Linked DNA regions of Homo sapiens: region 2 is linked to region 1. The links are chromatin loops, found by intact Hi-C in ENCODE. Cell type or tissue: ovary. All regions are shown on one strand. Each heading gives the region's core, and the rest is flanking DNA. Links, peaks and the distances in the headings are about the cores only. Region 1 overlaps MYO5A (myosin VA). Region 2 overlaps MYO5A (myosin VA).

What was found. Peaks named below come from ENCODE experiments on the same cell type or tissue, not always from the same donor. Only the 100,000 strongest peaks of a DNase experiment are listed, where the experiment ranks them.
Region 2: it touches region 1 in a loop (4-fold over the local background); 3 of 110 quality-filtered maps call a loop at or near these places.

What each region holds. Positions count from the first base shown.
Region 1 is chr15:52,308,748-52,318,525 of GRCh38, reverse strand. It overlaps MYO5A (myosin VA), which reads left to right. Exons shown (of 42, transcript NM_001382347.1): 40 at 1,304-1,478; 41 at 4,323-4,403; 42 at 4,678-9,778. The coding sequence ends at 4,830. Among named protein-coding and RNA genes, the nearest start is that of MYO5C, 18 kb to the right of the region's middle. In ovary, for the core only: no CTCF peak of the experiment used is centred there; no DNase peak of the experiment used is centred there.
Region 2 is chr15:52,365,214-52,374,991 of GRCh38, reverse strand. It overlaps MYO5A (myosin VA), which reads left to right. Exons shown (of 42, transcript NM_001382347.1): 21 at 2,629-2,868; 22 at 4,575-4,823; 23 at 7,868-7,961. Among named protein-coding and RNA genes, the nearest start is that of MYO5C, 74 kb to the right of the region's middle. In ovary, for the core only: no CTCF peak of the experiment used is centred there; a DNase peak (open chromatin) is centred at 4,701.

The DNA of each region.
Region 1 (9,778 bases), core at 491-8,490:
TACTCCTCAGCATAACCTCATTATTGTAACATAATTTTTTTGCAAATTTTTTTTTTTTTTTTTTTTTTTGAGATGGAGTTTTGCTCTTGTTGCCCAGGCTGGAGTGCAATGGCGCCATCTCGGCTCACTGCAACCTCTGCCTCCTGGGTTGAAGCAATTCTCCTGCCTCAGCCTCCCAAGTAGCTGGGATTACAGGCATGCACCACCACACCCAGCTAATTTTTGTATTTTTTGTAGAGACAGGGTTTCACCATGTTGGCCAGGATGGTCTCAAACTCCTGACCTCAGGTGATCCACCTGTCTCGGCCTCCCAAAATGCTGGGATTACAGGTGTGAGCCACCGTGCTGGGCCACAAATTTTTTATTTTAAAACAGCTAGAATATTCACCAAGAGGAGGGAAAAATGATTTCTCCTATCAAAGTCTTAGTAGTTACTCAATCTCAGGAACTGTTAGTGTTCTTTTCAAATTTTCCATCCTGACTTACATTGAAGTGTAGTGAATTTTAAGACAATAATGCCTTCCTCTCAGATAGTGGAGCATATTTCTCTATAAGCTCTGCATGGAAATGTGGAGCCACCTGTCGCAATATTATGCTGGCCCCTATTTGCCTGGTTGCTAAGTGCTGATTGTGTGTCTATTGACCTCAGTCTTAGGACTGCTGCCACTTGGTTGGCTATTTTGTGAAACCTACAATGTCTTTGTAGTTTGTCTCTGTCACCATTTGGAGTCTTTGTCTCTTCCAGTGGCCCTCCCTTGCCTCTCTCTCCTTTCATCCCGGAGCTTTCTCAGGCCACCATCTTCATCTCCTAGGCTCTTCCCTTAAGGCTTCAGCACAGGTATATGTGGGGCTTTTGGTTATTCAGTTACCTGATTTGGAGTTTGCCTTAAGAGAGAGTGCTTCAAGGATTATCAAGTCTCACCCTGCAACAGCAACCCAGCTCTGAAATTGTAAGAGAAGCTACAAAGTGTTTTCTGGCCAGCTCCCCAATAAAGACAGAGCTACATTATGTTATTCTATTTTGTTTATTAGCAAGTCTAATAACTTTTGCCATAATGACTTCATTTCCATCTTCCATTAAAGAGAATTACATTATCTTGTCATTTAGTCTTATATAATGGTGATTATAATCCTCATGACTATAATAAATTTTTAAGCACAGCTGATGAGATTTAAGAAAATTGAACAAAAATACTGCCTGTCATTTTAACATAAATCCTGACAAGGCCGCACACAAAAAAATTAAGACATTTTTGACAAAATTCAGCAAATTTGCATTCTCTGTATCTCTTTTTTTTCATAGGTACAATGTCAGTCAACTGGAAGAATGGCTGCGTGACAAGAATCTGATGAATAGTGGGGCTAAAGAAACCCTGGAACCTCTCATTCAGGCTGCTCAACTTTTGCAAGTGAAAAAGAAAACAGATGATGATGCAGAAGCCATTTGTTCTATGTGCAATGCTTTAACTACTGCCCAGGTAGAGCAACTTTCCCTGTTACAAAATAATTTAACATTCATCAAAGATGATCTTTAGGGAAGTAAAGAAGTCCTCTACTTATTGCTTGTATCTCTGAGCTGACTTCATCTGTGTTCAAGAAGATATATGCCTCTACCAATCTTAAAGCAAGGAGATTTTGCCAGAAATTAATACATTTCAGTGCTAATTACAGTATAAATATATTTAATATTCAGCAAATATTTATTGAGTACTTACAGTGTTCTATATAACATTGAAGGCACTGGGATACACCCATAGGCAAAACAAAGTCTCTGCTCTCATGGAGTATACAGTCTATGCAGCTTATATTCCATAAAATAGCTTTCTATCTTATTTGATAATTGAGTGGATTATCAAATAGTGACTTTGTTTTTAGAGACAGATAATTCTTGTTACTTCAACAGATGATTAATTAAGCCTCCATCTCAAGGCACCATATTTATTGCTGGGGAAGATGCTTCAATAAATAAGGAAAAATTCCTGCCTTCAAGGAGCTTACAGTTCAGTAGGGAAGACAGAGTCGTATCCAACTGACTCTACCGTAGAGGTTCTAGCAAATTCTGTAGTAAGATGCCTAAAGGAAGTACTGAGGGAAGATAGCAGTATTCAGGGAAGGTCCCATTAATCTGGGCATTGAATTTAAGGAAGTGGAAGAATGAGAAGGGCATTTGAGGATTATAGTGACAGCATGAAGCAAGGCACAGGCATGAACATGCCCAATTTTCTTTTGCCCGGTTATTTTCTGTGCTGACTCTTAGACTTTCTTTCTTTTTTTTTTTTTTTTTTTTTTTTTGTGACGGAGTCTCGCTGTGTCGCCCAGGTTGGAGTGCAGTGGTATGATCTCCACTCACTGCAAGCTCCCCCTCCCAGGTTCACGCCATTCTCCTGCCTCAGCCTCTGGAGTAGCTGGGACTACAGGCACCTGCCACCACGCCTGGCTAATTTTTTGTATTTTTAGTAAAGATGGGGTTTCACCATGTTAACCAGGATGGTCTCGATCTCCTGACCTCATGATCCACCCGCCTCAGCCTCCCAAAGTGTTGGGATTACAGGCGTGAGCCACAGTGCCCAGCCAACTTTCTTAATGTTCATCATATATCCTACAACATATGAAATTTTCAGTTTTGCCCAATACAATTAAAACTCAATCAGTTTGAGACCAGCCTGACCAACATGGTGAAACCCCATCTCTACTAAAAATACAAAAATTAGCCGGGCATGGTGGCAGGCACCTGTAATCCCAGCTACTCTGGAGGCTGAGGCAGGAGAATTGCTGGAACCTGGGAGACGGAGGTTGCAGTGAGCCAAGATTGCACCACTGCACTCCAGCCTGGGCAACAGAAAAAATCAGTAGGCCAGGCGTGCTGGCTCACACCTGTAATCCCAGCACTTTGGGAGGCTGAGGCAGACAGATCACCTGAGGTCAGGAGTTCAAGACCAGCCAGGCCAACATGGTGAAACCCCATCTCTACAAAAATACAAAAATTAGCCAGGCATTGTGGCGGGTGCCTGTAATCCCAGCTACTTGGGAGGCTGAGGCAGGAGAATGACTTGAACCTGGGAGGCAGAAGTGGCAGTGAGCCAAGATTGTGCCACTGCACAGAGACTTCATCTCAAAAAAAAAAAAAGTCAATCAGTAGACAATCAGAATCAAGACTTGCAGCTTCTTAATGTTGAATTCATGTTTGCATAACTTCTTACTAAGAATAAAGCAGAACTATCTGACAGAACAATGGTCCTGAGATTTCCTCCCAGTTTCTGCAAGTGTGGAAAGTAAGAATACCCTGGAGGAAGCCCAACTTTATAGAAGTTGGCTGCCATTCAACTTCTAAAGAATATACTTTAATACTTAAATATACTTTAAGCATATTTCACAGAGTGAGGCAGACCTGCAGTTTATTTATTTAGCAAATATTAGTTAACAAAGTGGTCCCACTTTTTAAAATTCAAATACTTGCCTCCGAGAGACTGATCCCTAATTCAGTTTGTCACCCACAGACCTGATAACAACATGCCCACTTTCTAGTTCTCTGGTGCTTAATTTATTTTCCTATAGATCAGCACTGTCCTGCATTCAACTTTTATTTTCATTTTGTGTTAATAGCCACATGTGGCTAGTGACTACTACTGTTGTATTGGACAGCACAGGTTTAGACAATACCTTGAAAATGGAAATATCTACCTTATATAGACGATGATTTATTTTCATTAGAAAAGAGACATGACCATTTTACAAAAAAAAATTATTGAACTTTTTAAAAAAGAACTTCATACTCTCTAATTGATTAATTTCTTTAGGGGCTTTTGTTATTCATGTTATTTATGATCTTTTATAAAAATATGATTTAAAAAACATTCAAAAGAGATAATTGTATTAATACGGCTAACATTTTTATATGGAGAAAAGTTGCAGAATAGTATTAATAGAATGAATCCCATTTGTATAAAAATAAAATGAACTAGAATATTTATAGCAGCTAGAGGGGGTGTTCAGGACATGGTTAACAATTGCCACTTTGGGAGACTGGAAGGATGGAAGTGCGGACATTTATTTTTCATGTTTTATTCTCTTGTGCTATTTGAATATCTTCGAAATTTACACAGCTTCTTACAATATTACACAAACATTACATTGATACATTCTCTTGTAAAAATTCAGATAAAGGTAAATGTGCAGACCAGCTCCTCCTTCCTTCTGGTCCCAGCCCACCCCTGAGTAGAACTGAAATCTGTACGCACAGATCCTTTTAATTTTCCAGATTATAGGTACCCAGTGTGTATTTGATAATATGCCAAAAACTTTGATCATTTCATTTCTCACAGATTGTGAAAGTGTTGAATTTGTATACTCCAGTTAATGAGTTTGAAGAAAGAGTCTCTGTGTCGTTCATTCGTACTATACAGGTAAGAGCTCCCATCTTCTTCTTTGATTCACCAACACAGTCTTTTGAATGGACATTTTGTAATTTATTGAAGGATAATGTGTTATCTTTTATTATCTTATTTTACAATGCACTAACTTTTTTGATAATAGTTAATTGGGAAAATGAAGTGAGTTTAAAACAAAAGTAAACATTCTTCATTAGTTGAGAATTTGAGGGTAGAAATTTTAGTAGAAAAAAGTCTTTTAGATTCAAAGAACTGATGCTCTGTTTATTTTTTTTCCTAATCTTCTCAGATGCGTTTACGAGACAGGAAAGACTCTCCCCAGCTGCTCATGGATGCTAAACACATCTTTCCTGTCACCTTTCCTTTCAACCCATCTTCCCTCGCACTAGAAACCATCCAGATTCCAGCCAGCCTCGGCCTGGGCTTCATTTCACGGGTCTGAAAGTGATGTCCAGGCAAAAATTGACAATACATTTCTTGCCCGAAATAAGAACCCATTATTTCCAGTGAGTTACTGAAAATACATTTTTAAAGAGAAAGTACTGATTATCTCCCAAATGAGAAGTCATTAACTGGAAATCTCCCTAGAATACTTTCATCACTTTGGAAACAAAGATAGGCTCTTTCGTGCTGTGTTATCTTTATAGCAACACTCATCCTTAACCAACTAGGTACCGTGAGTTTACATACAGGAGAATGATGGAAGGAAGGGAGGAAGGAAAGGAGGAGAAAAATGTGTCTTCAGCTGGCAGCATTTATTTTAAATCCTTAGCACTGAGTTTGAATGGTATAAAAAGTATAACTTCCATAGATGAGCTGTTGTTAGGAAGGCACCAAAGAACCTCCTCTGCACTAAACAGGAGAATGGAAAGAAAAGTCTCCATTGAGTACATATCATGTCAGTTTAGTAATCAATTATGTTGATATTGTTAAACTGGTTCAAAGAAATAAACTGGCAATATGTAAAGTAATTCCTCATTTGTGTCACTATGATATAGAGATATTAAAGGAATGTTGGTTTGCTAAATAGTATAGATGTCCATTTGTACTATAGTTTACTGAGCATTTTAAATTGCTGCTACATACTGTCTTCTTAAAATGTAAGTGATATTAGGCACTACAATAAGTTTCTCTTGTCAATTCTGTTTACAATTCAATCAGATCACAGTTTTAACTGGATTATATGCAAATACCTACAGATTCACCTGCACAAGTAGCAGACACTGGAAAGTCATGTAGTAATATGACAAAATGCTTGACATTTAGGGGTAGGATTAGACAAAGTGGCTATTGTTGATGTCATTATTTATTCAGGATGTATTACATTGATGTGCTCATTAATTTTCCCTGGGTGGATATTGCGTCAGGGTACAGTGTTCTGTGAAGTGACTTATTTTTAACTACCAGATCTGATTCCTTCAGTGCATATTTTCAACCTTGACAGGTTTTCTCTCTTCTTAATTTATTAAGAATTAATCTCGGCTGGGCGCGGTGGCTCACGCCTGTAATCCCAGCACTTTGGGAAGCCAAGGTGGGCGGATCACTTCAGGTTAGGAGTTGGAGACCAGCCTGGCCAACATGGCGAAACCCTGTCTCTACTAAAAATACAAAAATTAGCCGGGCGTGGTGGCACTTGCCTGTAATCCCAGCTACTCGGGAGGCTGAGGCACGAGAATCGATTAAACCTGGGAGGCGGAGATTGCAATGAGATCGAACCACTGCACTCCAGCCTGGGTGACAGAGAGAGACACTGCCTTGGAAAAAAAAAGAATCTCACTCACTATCTAGAGAGGATTGTCAGAATATTCACGATTCAGGTCTTGAAACTTTGATTATGCAAAAGAAGGTATATAATAAATATTTCATTATGATTCAGTTTTTAAGGCTTTGCAGCTTCTATAAGTGTTCTCAGATGCCACTAGATAATTTTAAAAGCATCATATTAGAAATACTTTAAGAAGACTTATATAAGAAATAGAAGATTGTTGAATTTTACAGAGGATTTGGTTCATTAAGACCCAGATTCTGTAAGTTTTCATTCTGAAATTCTAGTTAAACATATTCACCATTTTTCTTAGGAATCTTATACAATAAATCCTTCAGGTTGCACAAAAGCAAATTATTAGTTTTCATTAGAAACTCTGGTTCTGAATTACAATCATAGGTTATATAAATTTAACTGTTAGATGGTCTATAAATCTTATTAAAATATGTGCAATATTTATGGAAGTCAAACAGCTTCATATCAGTGATAAAGATTGTTATTAAAAGATAAATACTGTCTGTTAATTTACATGGGCCTCAAGTTCCTCGTTTATAAAATAAGAGAGTTGGACACTGATTCTTAACATCTCCTCCACATTTAAAATTCTCTCTTCTCAGCCCTTAGATTCTAGAGAGAAAAAGCTGCAGTTACTCAGTAAGTCCATTCTCTGATGGAAAGACCAGTGTGTAGTGCCTGTCAATTCCTTAGGATTAATCAAATGTAAAATCACAAGTTTGTGTAGCTGTAACCTTTCTTAAATGTACATGATTTATGTACATGCTTTTAGAAGGTCCTACTATATTTGTATTATAATTAGTTTAAGTAATTTTTATTACATCATGTATTGCTTTATTCAGTTTGAATACATTTATTTATTTATTTGCAGTATCAACCAGAAACACTACCAATTGCATCAAATTCTCCCAGTTTTTCCTGGTTGTCAATGCGGTTTTCAATGCACAATTAAGTCATAGCCATTTGGTTCGTACCAAATGTGTCAGAATCTAACAGCATCCGATAGGCTGTAAGTTGGGGAGTTGCTAAGAAAATGCAACGTGGTACAGGCTGTCCGCCTCAGCCCTGGAAATCTCCCAGACCTCCCCCAGCTTCATCCTGTGTAGCACGACTCAACGTGCACCCTGAATCTTCTCAGGTCTTCCAGGTCATGCTGTAGCTGTCACTGCCATGCAGCCCTTTTTTTTACTCCGGACAGCTCATGTACTGAAGCGTCATGAAAGAAAGGCTGTGGTCTGAGCCCTTCTCTCCCATCTCCTGTCTTTGTCCTGTCAAGTGCTGGAGCCAGAGCTCCTACAGCTGCCCTTGGTGGTTTCTCCTGTTCAGCGATGGTGGCACAAAGGTTCTGCTATTCCAGGGCTCCAGCTTCCTCCCAGGTCTACCCAGAGCTCCAGATGGGGGTCTGAATTAACCTCTCTTGGTGGCCTGGAGATTTTTAGTCATTGACAAGAATACCTTGTAACCAGGGAACCCCAAGGCCCAGTAAATGATTCTGTATACCATTTTCTTGAAGGTACAAGAAGATTCTGCCGACTATGGGGATCTTTGGGCCAGTTTGAGGATTGCTTTCCCTCTGAGGTTCTTTCTCTCTGTCAGCCACACTTTCTCACCCAACTTCAGACACACCCTGCCAGCCTTTCCCCTACTCATTCACTCTTCCCCTTCCCTCAACTTAATCGTCTATCCCGTTGCCTGCTGTTTGACTGTGCACTGAAGGCAGGTGGATGGAGTCAGTCCTCAGTTGCCCCTGCTGGCCTTCCTGGTGCTTACCATCAGCCCAATCTTTGCACAGTCCTTGTTGTTCTTACTTCTCTGCATGCATTCCTTCAGAAGATCAGTCATCAACTTTTTCTTAATTCCTCTGTGACACACAATGGGAATTCAAAGGAAGAGATCTTAAAAGTCACAACAGTTCTTTATCTTAATAATCCCCTCCCCATTCACCTTACTACATGCAGACTCACCTCACACCCTTACAACTTGAAGCTGAAAATTTAAAAGTAATTTCCCTTTTTGCAGCTTTTCCTCAGGTTAAGGCTTTGATCTGCCTGAGAGTAACTCTAAAAGGAGGGAAGATAAATATGGGATAAAATCCACAAAGTGTAGCTTCTAATTCCTTTGGAAGTTTAAAAAATTTCCACATATCTGATGCTTCTTTTGTCAGGTGCAGAAGCACAAAAACATATTCCGAAGCCAACTGATAGGGAATTTGGGGATTATTGTCAGTTTGGAGAATTTGCTGTGTTATTTCTTCATTTCCATGGATAGCTCATAGTTGGCTCTTTCTGGGTGAGTAATTATGTGTAATATAGATCAAATCTTTTACTAAGGTTACAGCTACATGTTAGGGGAGGCTATGAAAATACTATATTATTATAATTTCAGTGCAGTGATTGTTGTGAGAAATAACTTTCATGGTAACCCTAGGAAAATGGGCACCTGCCACCATCCTGAGAAGTCCTCACACAATGCCCTTTCTCTCTTACACACACACACACACACATACACACACACACACCCCCGTCACTAATTCATAGAGTTCCTTAGCAGGCATAGTCAAGGATCCTCTGGGTAATGTCAGCTGCTTAGTGATAAAACAGAGCCAAAACTAGTGCATCCTGTTGAAAGTAATGCAGAAACAGTACCTGGGTCCAGATATGCTTTCCTGCGGCGCTTTCCTCTGTTACCTCGTTTCATCCTCACAGCAGCATGGACGGTAGGTGGGGTCGCTTCTACAATCATTTCTGATGATAGCTTGGGAATAGAGATAGGGGCAGTGACTTGCCTGATGTCGCACAGCCCTCTGGCTGTCCTGCTTTCCCATATGGAGCAGTGGTGGTGTGGGCACCTGTGATGCAGGAGACTTTAAAAATGTCGTGAGGTCACGTGCTGCCCCTCCTGGTACGTGTGGAATGCCCCTGGCCAGCAAGGGGTGCTTTTTTATCAGAGTTGGCAGCTGGCATGTGGGAACCGAGCAAGTGCTGCGTACCAAGTTACTTGTTTTAAGGAGACCAAGTGCTCAGCGCCAGGTGGTTTTCTTTTTTGTCATAGTTACTTGCTATAACTCAGCTTGACTTCTGTCATGAATCAGTGCTCTCTGGGAGGATGCAATACTCTGTTTGGGCATTAATTGGTAGCAGGTTGTCTCAACCAAAAAGACAGGAAACAGCAAAAGCCTCTCTGAAATTAAGAGGAAAGTTACTCTCCCCACACCCATCAGAGTCTTTATTGGAGCCACCAGGTGAGCTGTGCAGCCTGGACAGGCCTGCAGCTATAGGCCACCTTCCCAGTTTAGGTCCTCAGCACAGGGGAGCCCAAGTCACTGGGTGCCTTCCGAGGGCTGTCACTGGGCAGGCCATATACAAGTCAGTGTGTGCGTGGGCACTGCAGTGTGTGCATGCCGTAGGTGTTGATGGGTGCTAGGAGGGGTGTCGTGTGCATGCGCGTTGAAGAGGATCTGTATTGCCGTGACCTCTGTTCATGGATGAGTGCATTGTAATTTGTTCTCAGGCTGTGCTGTGAGGGCCGCCTTAACCCTTGCTCCCTTCCCTTCTAGAGCTGCCTTAAGTTCTCCAGAACTTTTCTTCTGTAAAGGATATCTTGCCTGGAA
Region 2 (9,778 bases), core at 642-8,641, 56 kb before region 1:
TGAAATGCATTTTAAAATACTAAATAATCACATACAGTTATTAACAAAACAATGGGAAAAAAACTTTTACCTCCTTCTTTCTCTTTGTTTATATAATTTGAAAAAAAAAGTATGTTAGTTTACTGTGGCTGCTATAATAAATTATCACAAACTTGTTACCTTAAAACAGCCAAAATTAATTCTCTCAGAGTTCTGGAGACCAGAAGTCCAAAATCATTATCAATGGGACAAAATCAAGTTGTCAGCAGGCTGCTCTCCTTCCAGAAGCTCCAGGGGAGAATCCATTCCTTGCCTCTTGCAGCTTCTGGTGGCTGCCAGCATTCCTGTGCTTGTAGCCACATCAGTCCAGTCTCAGCCTCTGTTTTCACAGCATTTTCTCTTCTGTGTATCTGACTTGACTTCTCCTATCTGCCTCTTATAAGAATAATTATGATAGCATTTGGTTCCACCCATGTGATCCAGGATAATCCTCCCATCTGAAGACCCTTAACCTAATCACATCTGCAAAGGCCCTTTTTCTGAATAAATAGCATTTGCAGGTTCCAGGGATTAGCACCTAATTTCCTTGGGGCCCCCTATTCAGATGACTACAGAGAACTTTGAATAGATAGAATATATGACAAACAGGTTAAAGGTTATTCCAAGAATGAGACAACCTTGGAAGAATTTACCATGGTGAAGAGGAGGCAAATTATAACATTAATGTGGTTAAAATTGTATTGACAGATACAATGCTCCAAAAGTTTTTGACAAATAATCTTACATCTAGCAATAATTAATGGGGTCACCAGAGTAGTCTTAATTATCACCTGTGACCATTGATGAACGATTTTTATCTCTTTCATTTTGGCAAGGTTTGGAGTCTATCCTACAGGCTATATTTCAAATCAGTGAGAAATACAAGCCTGGATATTAGAGCTCTATGGACATCACCATTAGAAGGAGCATTAATGGGGTGATTTGGGTCTCTAAGCACAGACAGTATATGGGTGTGACCTAGGCCCTATTTATTTATTTATTTATTTATTTATTTATTTTTATTTGAAGTGATTTTAGACAACAAAAAATTCGAAACTGGTGAGGCTTGAATGAGTGTATTTAATAGCTGTGTTTTGAAGATAGCTACTCCAGATCTTTCTGCTCACCCCTCCTTTATGTAGTCTCATGCTCTTTCTATATAAGCGTGAGATTTTAGGGAGGAAAGAGGTTTGAAGTTGCTTTTCAGATACACCAAACTAGTTACCTTCCTGTGTTCCTCACTACTTTCCTTAGGAACATCTGAGCTGGGTTTTGAGGTCACTGGTTTAGCAGTGGCAGCCTCCGGCCAGCTCAGGCTCCCACTGTGACTGGACAGGGTGGAAGGTGGTAGCGTAGAGGCTTGCTCACATGTAAGCCAACAGCCATCACATTAGTGCTCCTTCTAGCTGTATTTCAGGTCCAAGGTTCCCCTTCATGAGATTTGGAGTGGGGGGGTCTTAAAGAGAGTACAGGTGTTGATTAATTTCTCTCACTCATGATGAAAGTGAGATTGAAAATGGAAGCTCTGATTAAATGCTGTTTCCATTTGACTAAAATTACAAAAATGGACCCATGTCCAAAGTTACATGGGAGAAGCAAATGGAACAGGAAAATTGGCATTAATAGTTTTATTTATCCAGTCACTGTGCCTGGCTACCTCTTCTTAAAATTCAAGAATTTCTTCTCCATCTTTCCTAGAAAATGTTTACACGGTGTCTTTTTGGTGCTCTTTAGCGACAACAAATTCATCTAATAAGGCAAACTTTTGTTTGTTTATAAGTTTAGGGAAATATCATTTTTTTTTAGGAAATGTAACATAAAATCAAAAGTAAGATTAGTTTGTTTCACATCTTTTTACTTTTACCTTTCATTTTAAAGCCCCATCCCTCCTACCTTTGAATCCCAAAAGTGGATCCTTGCTACATTTGAAATAGCAATGGAAAATCCTCACTAGAATGGTATTCCTCAAATGTGGTAAACAAGAGTGTCATCTTTTAGTTTCTAAAAAAAAAAAAAATCAATAAATCAGTACAAACTTTTTAGTACCCCAAGTGTTGGCCTCTACAGACAGTTTGCTGCCCATACCCCGTGTCCTCATGCACGGGCCTAATAATGCATAGTGAGGTGGTATCAGCAGTCAGGGTGGTGGGGATATCTCTTATTTTAGTAGCACATAGTTTACAGGATGCCTGGTTCTGTTAATTTTATAGAGGATCATCTGTTGCCAACAGAAATCATATACTAATAAGAAACCTAATGTATTTTTTCTTTCTTTTTATAGTTGTTTTTCTTTTGGTAATCTGGTGCTTTTTATTTAGACAGCTTCCAACTCTATATTCTGCTTAGAATTATACACATAATATGTGCATATGACACATTTTTATGTATGTTTCTGAAATCACCTTCTAAAGTCTACTTTTCAAATCACTTTTAAAAATAATTTTGTAGCCTCCATATATCTGTGATAAGTATAATCTACATAGTACATTGTCAATTCAACTTTTATGTCTTTTCCTCTAGGTAATGTGTGGATTTTCAGCCCGACATAGATTGATAATCATGAGTGTAGTCCAGGGTCTTGACATTGCTTGCCCTTATCCTTTTCTGCAGATACTCCGTGAGCACAAAGCAGTCATCATTCAGAAGCGAGTCCGGGGCTGGCTGGCCCGCACACACTACAAGAGGAGCATGCATGCCATCATCTACCTTCAGTGCTGCTTCAGGCGGATGATGGCCAAGCGTGAGCTAAAGAAGCTCAAAATCGAGGCTCGCTCAGTGGAGCGCTATAAGAAGCTGCACATCGGCATGGAGAACAAGATCATGCAGCTGCAGCGCAAAGTTGATGAGCAGGTGTGTTTCACAAAGGGGCCCTGAGAGTGGAGTATGCCTGAAGAAATCCACCAGGATTATTTTCAATATTGTTTTTCTTTGACTTTACCCTTCGGTCTTAGTAAAAAGTAAAATTATGACCGTATTTATTTCCATAATGGGCATGGAAGTACTTATGAACTCATAAGGTGGATCACAATTGCAAAAACTAAGGCAGGAAGTTATTATTATTATTATTATTATTATTATTATTATTATTATTATTACTATTATTTGAGACAGGGTCTCACTCTGTCGCCCAGGCTAGAGTTCAGTGGCATGGTCACAGCTCACTGCAGCCTCAACCTGCTGGGCTCAAGTGATCTTCCCACCACAGCCTTCTGAGTATATGGGACTACAGGCACGTACTACCACACCCAGCTAATTTTTTTATTTTGTAGAAACAGGGTCTCATGTTGCCAGGCTGTTGCCTCAAGCAATCCTCCTGCCTCAGCCTCCCAAAGTACTGGGATTACAAGCATGAGCTACCATGCCTGGCAGGAAATTATTTTTGAGAACAGAGATCTACTAATGCTTCAAACCTTTATGACCAAGAGTCATATTGTATGTTACTTATTTTTCAAACACCAGCTTGAACCAGGCATACTGTATTTTGTACTTGGCAATGCTCTATCAAAATTATCATTTATTTTCATGTGGTATCATGTTCATTTTACAGATGAGTTGGTTTAGCATTGAAATAGCAAAAGCATCAGGAAAATGTTGATGCTTCTGATGAACTTGCAATCTGTTGCAGAGATAAAAGTTTGTTTGATTAAAGATAGTTACTAATATTTTAGCACATGTAAATGATATAAAGGTAATTAAGAATATAAAAATGCTAAGGAGAGCAAAGCAAAACAGGGATCAGAATGAAATGGGATGGAAGATTTTCTGAGTGGGAGGGAGAAATTTTGAGGTAGTAAACATAAAGATTTGTGAGAAACGTGTGTGTGTGTAGGGAGAGGGTTTTTTTTTTTTGTTTTTTGTTTTAGGACAGATTCTCACCCTGTCACCCAGGCTAAAGTACAGCAGTGCAATCACGGCTCACTACAGCCTCAAACTCCTGGGCTCAAGTGATCCTCCTGCCTCAGCCTCCCAAGTAGCTAGGACTACAGGTACACACCACCATGTCTAGCTAATTTTTAAATTTTTTTGTAAAGACGGGGTCTCATTATGTGCCCAGGCTAGTCTTGAACTCCTGGCCTCTTGTGATCCTCCTGCCTTGGCCTCCCAAAGTGTTGAGACTATAGGTGTGAGCCACTACACCTGGCCAACTTGGGATTTTGAGGCTGTTTTAATCATTCGTACGCATCACTAAGCTAGTAAATGGTTTTTAGCAACATTTTGATCTGTTTTCAAAAACAAGTATAGATCCTCCTATTTCTGAATTAAGAATCAGGAAATTAAGAATTTACTATGTAACTCACCCTGTGACTATGAGAAAATCACATCCATCTTGCTTACCACATCAAACAGAATTGAATTAATTGTGCCTGTTTTCTTCTCTGTTTGTGTCACCTAGAAGGTATTGGTTGTGCTATTGCAAATGTTGTAGTATTTTGGTTGGATACTATATCAATGTTATGATGATATAGCATGAATATGATGAATAAACATGGTTTTCTTACTAAATACATTTGATGATATGTGTATTTACTTATTGTTACTTATGTGTATGTTTAAAGAACAAAGACTACAAATGCCTTGTGGAGAAACTAACCAATCTGGAAGGAATATACAACTCTGAGACTGAGAAACTACGAAGTGACTTAGAACGTCTTCAACTAAGTGAAGAGGAAGCGAAAGTTGCCACTGGGCGGGTCCTTAGTCTGCAGGAAGAAATTGCCAAGCTCCGGAAAGACCTGGAGCAAACTCGTTCAGAGAAAAAATGCATTGAGGAACATGCAGATCGATACAAACAAGAAACAGAGCAGGTAGGAATAATGTCCATATCCCCATCTACTCCGTACACAAAAGAGAGGTGCTGTCATCATGACTTGGTCCGTGTGACTCACTGTTGGTTTTATTAGAAATGCAGTACAAATTTTAGTTGAATTACTGTTCATTATTACTGTTTCCCAAGCATTTATTTCTCATTATCAATGAGTAGGCTGTAGGTCTTTTAGTAGAACTTTCTACTCTAATAAGAACAGAGGCAAAGCTGTATTTTTAGGAGAGAATGGCCAAGTACCTACTAACACTTGTATATTAAAAAAAAAAAAAAAAAAAAAAAGTCAGTCTGGGGCATAGACTCCTTTTAAAAAAAAAGTCAGTCTGGGGCGTAGACTCCTTTTTCTTCAGTAGGGTTAATGTGATTAACCCATTTATGCCTAAGGTTGCAATTTTTTGAATTGCAAAATCAGTCTTTGGCAATGACCTTGAGCAGTAGAATATAAATAACTCCCACATGCTTAGTGTTCTAATAATGGAACATTAGACATAATATTTAGTACCTGATGGTAGGGATCCTTGTTGAAGCCTGCATTAAGGCTGTATTAAGAAGTCCAAGCAGGAGAAGTCTAAATGTCTGCACAGTGATTGCAACCAACAGCTTTACGCAGATGGAACCCTCCCCACAAAATGCTTTCAGATTGACCAGTACTTGCACGCTTCAAATTTGTATTAACATATCAAAACTTTATTAAGTATAGAAGACATTAAGATTGTCAAGTAGTAATGAGATGTACTGCTGAAACATTTGTAAAAGTACCTCAACATTAGGCTTCCTGGAAAAAAGTAATCGATTTTCAGAGATTCCGCTGGTATTACCATCTTTAAATGAAAACAGAGTTGCCTGTGTCAGCTGTAACTGCTGGCAAGAATCCTGATATGGTTTGTCTGTACTGACTTCTAAATGTTAATATCAGCACATGCAGTGAGAACTACAGCAGGAACTTAGATGCAGGTCGGTTAGGATAGGGTGGCTGGTAAAATTGCAGTCCTTCCATGGCATTACAGGTTCCAGTAAAGTAATTCCTCCTATATCTCTAGATCTGTACTCTATATATAGAAACAGCAGTGCCAAAAGGTGAGATTCTTTTCTGTTTTATATAATGTTGTTTTGATACAGCAAGCTTGTTCTCTCAGAATTAAGACGTGCACTCAAAAAGATACTCTTGAATGTTTAAGATCTCTTTTCTTCCCTTTAAGTCTCCCCAAACCACGGAAGCTTTCCAGCTTCGGATTCCTCAGAATCTGTACAGTAGTTAAGTGTGGTGGGAAGATTCTCCTTTCCTTTTCAAAGCCAAGTTCTTGCCTTTCTAGTCTGATAGAATAAACACACAAGCAGATTCAGATTTTTTCTTTCATTTCATTTCATTTTCTCCCACTTCTCACAGAGATAGCTGTAGGCACTAACTTTAGTTCAGACGGTGTTTCCTATGTTGTGTAGGCTGGTCTTGAACTCCTGGCCTCAAGCTGTTTTCCCACATTGGTCTCACAAAGCGCTGGGTTTACAGGTGTGAGCCACTGCGCCTGGCCCCATTAGTTCTTTTGATGGAATGTAGTGATAGGGGAAGAATGAAAACATTTCACTGTGACAGTCAGCTTCATGGTCAGGAAAATGACATTCTCAGTCTGATCAAGGAGCCCAGAAGTTACAGTAGAGTTATGTATGGTTCCTAACCAAGAGCATTTATCAAAACTGCTGGGGAGTTTTTATATAAAAAGGGAGCTATCCAGACTCTGGGAGTGTGGGCTAGGCACATTATTTTGAAAAAGTACCATAGGTGATTGGTTGTGCACCCCTACCAAACAAGAGCCTCTCCTGAAAGCCCACAGAGAGCTGGGGCTTTTTTTACTGAGAGTGGATGTTAAGGCAAGGTCAGTCCAGAGGGAAAAGACTGAGCCCTCGGAAGGGATACCTACTGGACTGATGTCTGCTGTGTGTGGCACAGTGTAGTTATCCAACTTTCCTGCTCCCTGGAGCCCTCTTTTCCTGTCCTAAACCCCCTGACATGACAAGAGATTTGCCTGCCAGTTCTCTCCCTATTATTAAAGCTCTTGTTTTCAGAGTTCCTTAAACTTTAGCTTAGAAAAAGGAATTCAGATTTTACTCATCATAAGCACACACTTTATTCCAAAGATGAGCTGAGTAAATTATGTACTTTGCAAAATTACCTTTGGTTTTAACTTTTCCTTCCTGGGAATCCTTATCCAGCAAAGAACTAGAAAGTTAAGAGTCAACTTGTGTGTGTGTGTGTGTGTGTGTGTGTGTGTGTGTGTGTGTGTGTTTTAAAATATACATGACATAAAATTTACCATTTTCACCATTTTTAAGTGGACAGTTCTGTGGCATTAAGTACATTGACATTGTTGTAATGTCAATGCTTATTTAAACATGGAATAAAAGGACTAGTTCTCAGCCTTGTAAAACTCTTAAAGGGAGATGAAAGAGAAATTCTCTTTCTTGACATCAGATGGGAGAATCAAAAGCTCTTCAGTGAATTTCCCAAACTAAACATCCTCATATCCTTCTTAACCTCCTTAATCTCCCCACTTGAATCATGGGTACACATAAGCTTTGTGTGAAAGCATTCAGAGGAGAAGGTAATATCAATTACCTTTGAGAGCAAATGCTGACTTAGTGCCAGGCAATTTTTTAATGTTTAATGTAAAGTAAAACTTTAATGTTTTAATGTTTAATGTAAAGTAAAAAACCATCACCATCCTTATCCTTCAAGAAATTCTAGTCTATTCTGGAAAAGAGGAAAGTAAATCATTTATAACGGATATAAAGAGCATATACAGGGTCTTGTAGTAGCACAGGGAAAAGACAGCTAATTGAAGGGGGTTTCAGGAAGGCTCTTGGGAGGGAGTAATGCTTGAGCAAGTTTGTAAGGTGACTAGACATAACCAGGCAAAGACAGGGAGCACAGAGGTGGTGGAAGTAAGGAATGACTGCTTATGGTCTTTATCCTTGGTCATCAGGCTTCCTCTGTCCATTGCAACCATCTCAGTTTATTGTTTCATTTCGTAGCTGGTATCAAATCTGAAGGAAGAAAATACTTTGCTGAAGCAAGAAAAAGAAGCCCTCAATCACCGCATCGTGCAGCAGGCTAAGGAGATGACAGGTAAAGCTTATATGCGTACTACACGCCAACCAACCTCACACCAAAGTTATGTAAGTTACAATGTCATTTGATGAGTTACACAACATTATTTAGAATTTAAATATTTTTAAAAGTTGAGGCTGTCATCAGCAAATTTATAAAGTTCCAAGAGGCAACAGATCAGATATTTTGGTTGAATTCGTTGCTTGATAAACTTGTAAATCTGGTATCTCTAGGTACAAATGTGAACTCCGGTTCAGTCAGTGTCATATGTAATTTTTTTTTAAAATTAATTTGTTCTGCATGTGTGATTTACTAGTTAAGGCTTATAGGATTCCTAATGATTTAGTAAGAATTTTTGAGCTGATATGTGTATATTTCTGTGTGTGTGTGTATTGTCTTTTTTTTTTTTTTTTTTTTTTGCTAAATCAATGGATGTTATTCTAAGATTCACCACTCTTTGCTAGTCTAAAAAAACACTAATTTTTAAAATAGAGAACTAACTAGATATGGACATTTATTCTATTTTCTGTTTGTGGGGTAGGTTAGAATGGTGATAAGTTTATAAGGAATCCACATATATATAAATATGGGGTAAGAAGATACAGATCTATACAGTAATTAGTGGTGGAAATGGAAGAGAAAAGATGGTTTGGAATGGGGATATATTATATGAAAATAATACATTTTCATATACATTCTGTTGATTACACTGGTATTCAAAAAAGGCAAAAATGTTCTAAGATTTTACAATGAGATAACAAAACAATAAAGATATGTTATTAGTAATACGGATATTGAGAAAAAAGTATACATTTATGAGGCAAATTAATGAGGCCAGTTGTTGGAGTGTTAAGTTTGATATGTCAGCTAGGACCTCAACATGGAGGTATTCAGAAAGCAAATCCAGATTAAAGAGTAGAGAAAAAATAAGAAGGGAGCCTAAAGATACCCATTAAAACTGTGGTGGTAAGAGAGACTGCCTCACCTCTCCTAGCTGAAGGGGCTAATACTGAGGAAAGAGAAGAAAACCTGGAATTAATGACCATACTAAGGGATGAGGTAAAGAAAAGGAGCCAGAAAATAAAATTAAGAGGTGAAGGAGAAAACAGAGCCCTGGAAAGAAGGCTGCTGGGAGGCAGCATGTAACAGAAGGATCCAGAATGATGAGAATCTTCTAGGAAAATATAAAATGTTATTTGAAAGTGAACTGTAAGAACAAAGAAATGACAGTGAGTTTGCCAAGGGAAAATTTTTTGGTAGGCTCAGAGCAGCTTCTGCAAACTGGTGAGAATAAAAGGCAACTTGTAGAATGTTTTAGAGAGAAGAAATTCTTTCATTCATTCATTTACAAATTATTAAAGCCCTACTCTAGGGAAGCACTGTGGTGGGCACCAGGAAAGCAGCTGTGACAAGACACTTGTAGCCCTTGCCTCATCGTGCTCACAGAGAAAGCAGTGGTGAAGCAATAGAAGCAGGCAGGGCAGATTAAGATTTAGCCTCAAAATATATGGGTAACATGGAGCAAAGTGGTAGAAGCTTAATATTATAAATGTGACTGGTTGGCTGATTGAGTTAAGACATACAGCTGAGATTTGAGGTTTTGTTACTTTACTTCATCTGCAGTCAAGGGCTAATCTCCAATCTCCAGATCATGTCCTAGCCAAAAGCAAACCACAGCCACAAAGAGGGCTGAGGGTGTAGGTAAATGGAGAAGGCAAGGTTTCCTCAGCAGCGCGTGGGGATGACCAACAAGCACACAACACAGCTGGCCAGGCCCGAGCATTTTATCTGGTTAGAAGCTGGGAAGTAATAGGACAGCAGGGGAGGTTAAAGTC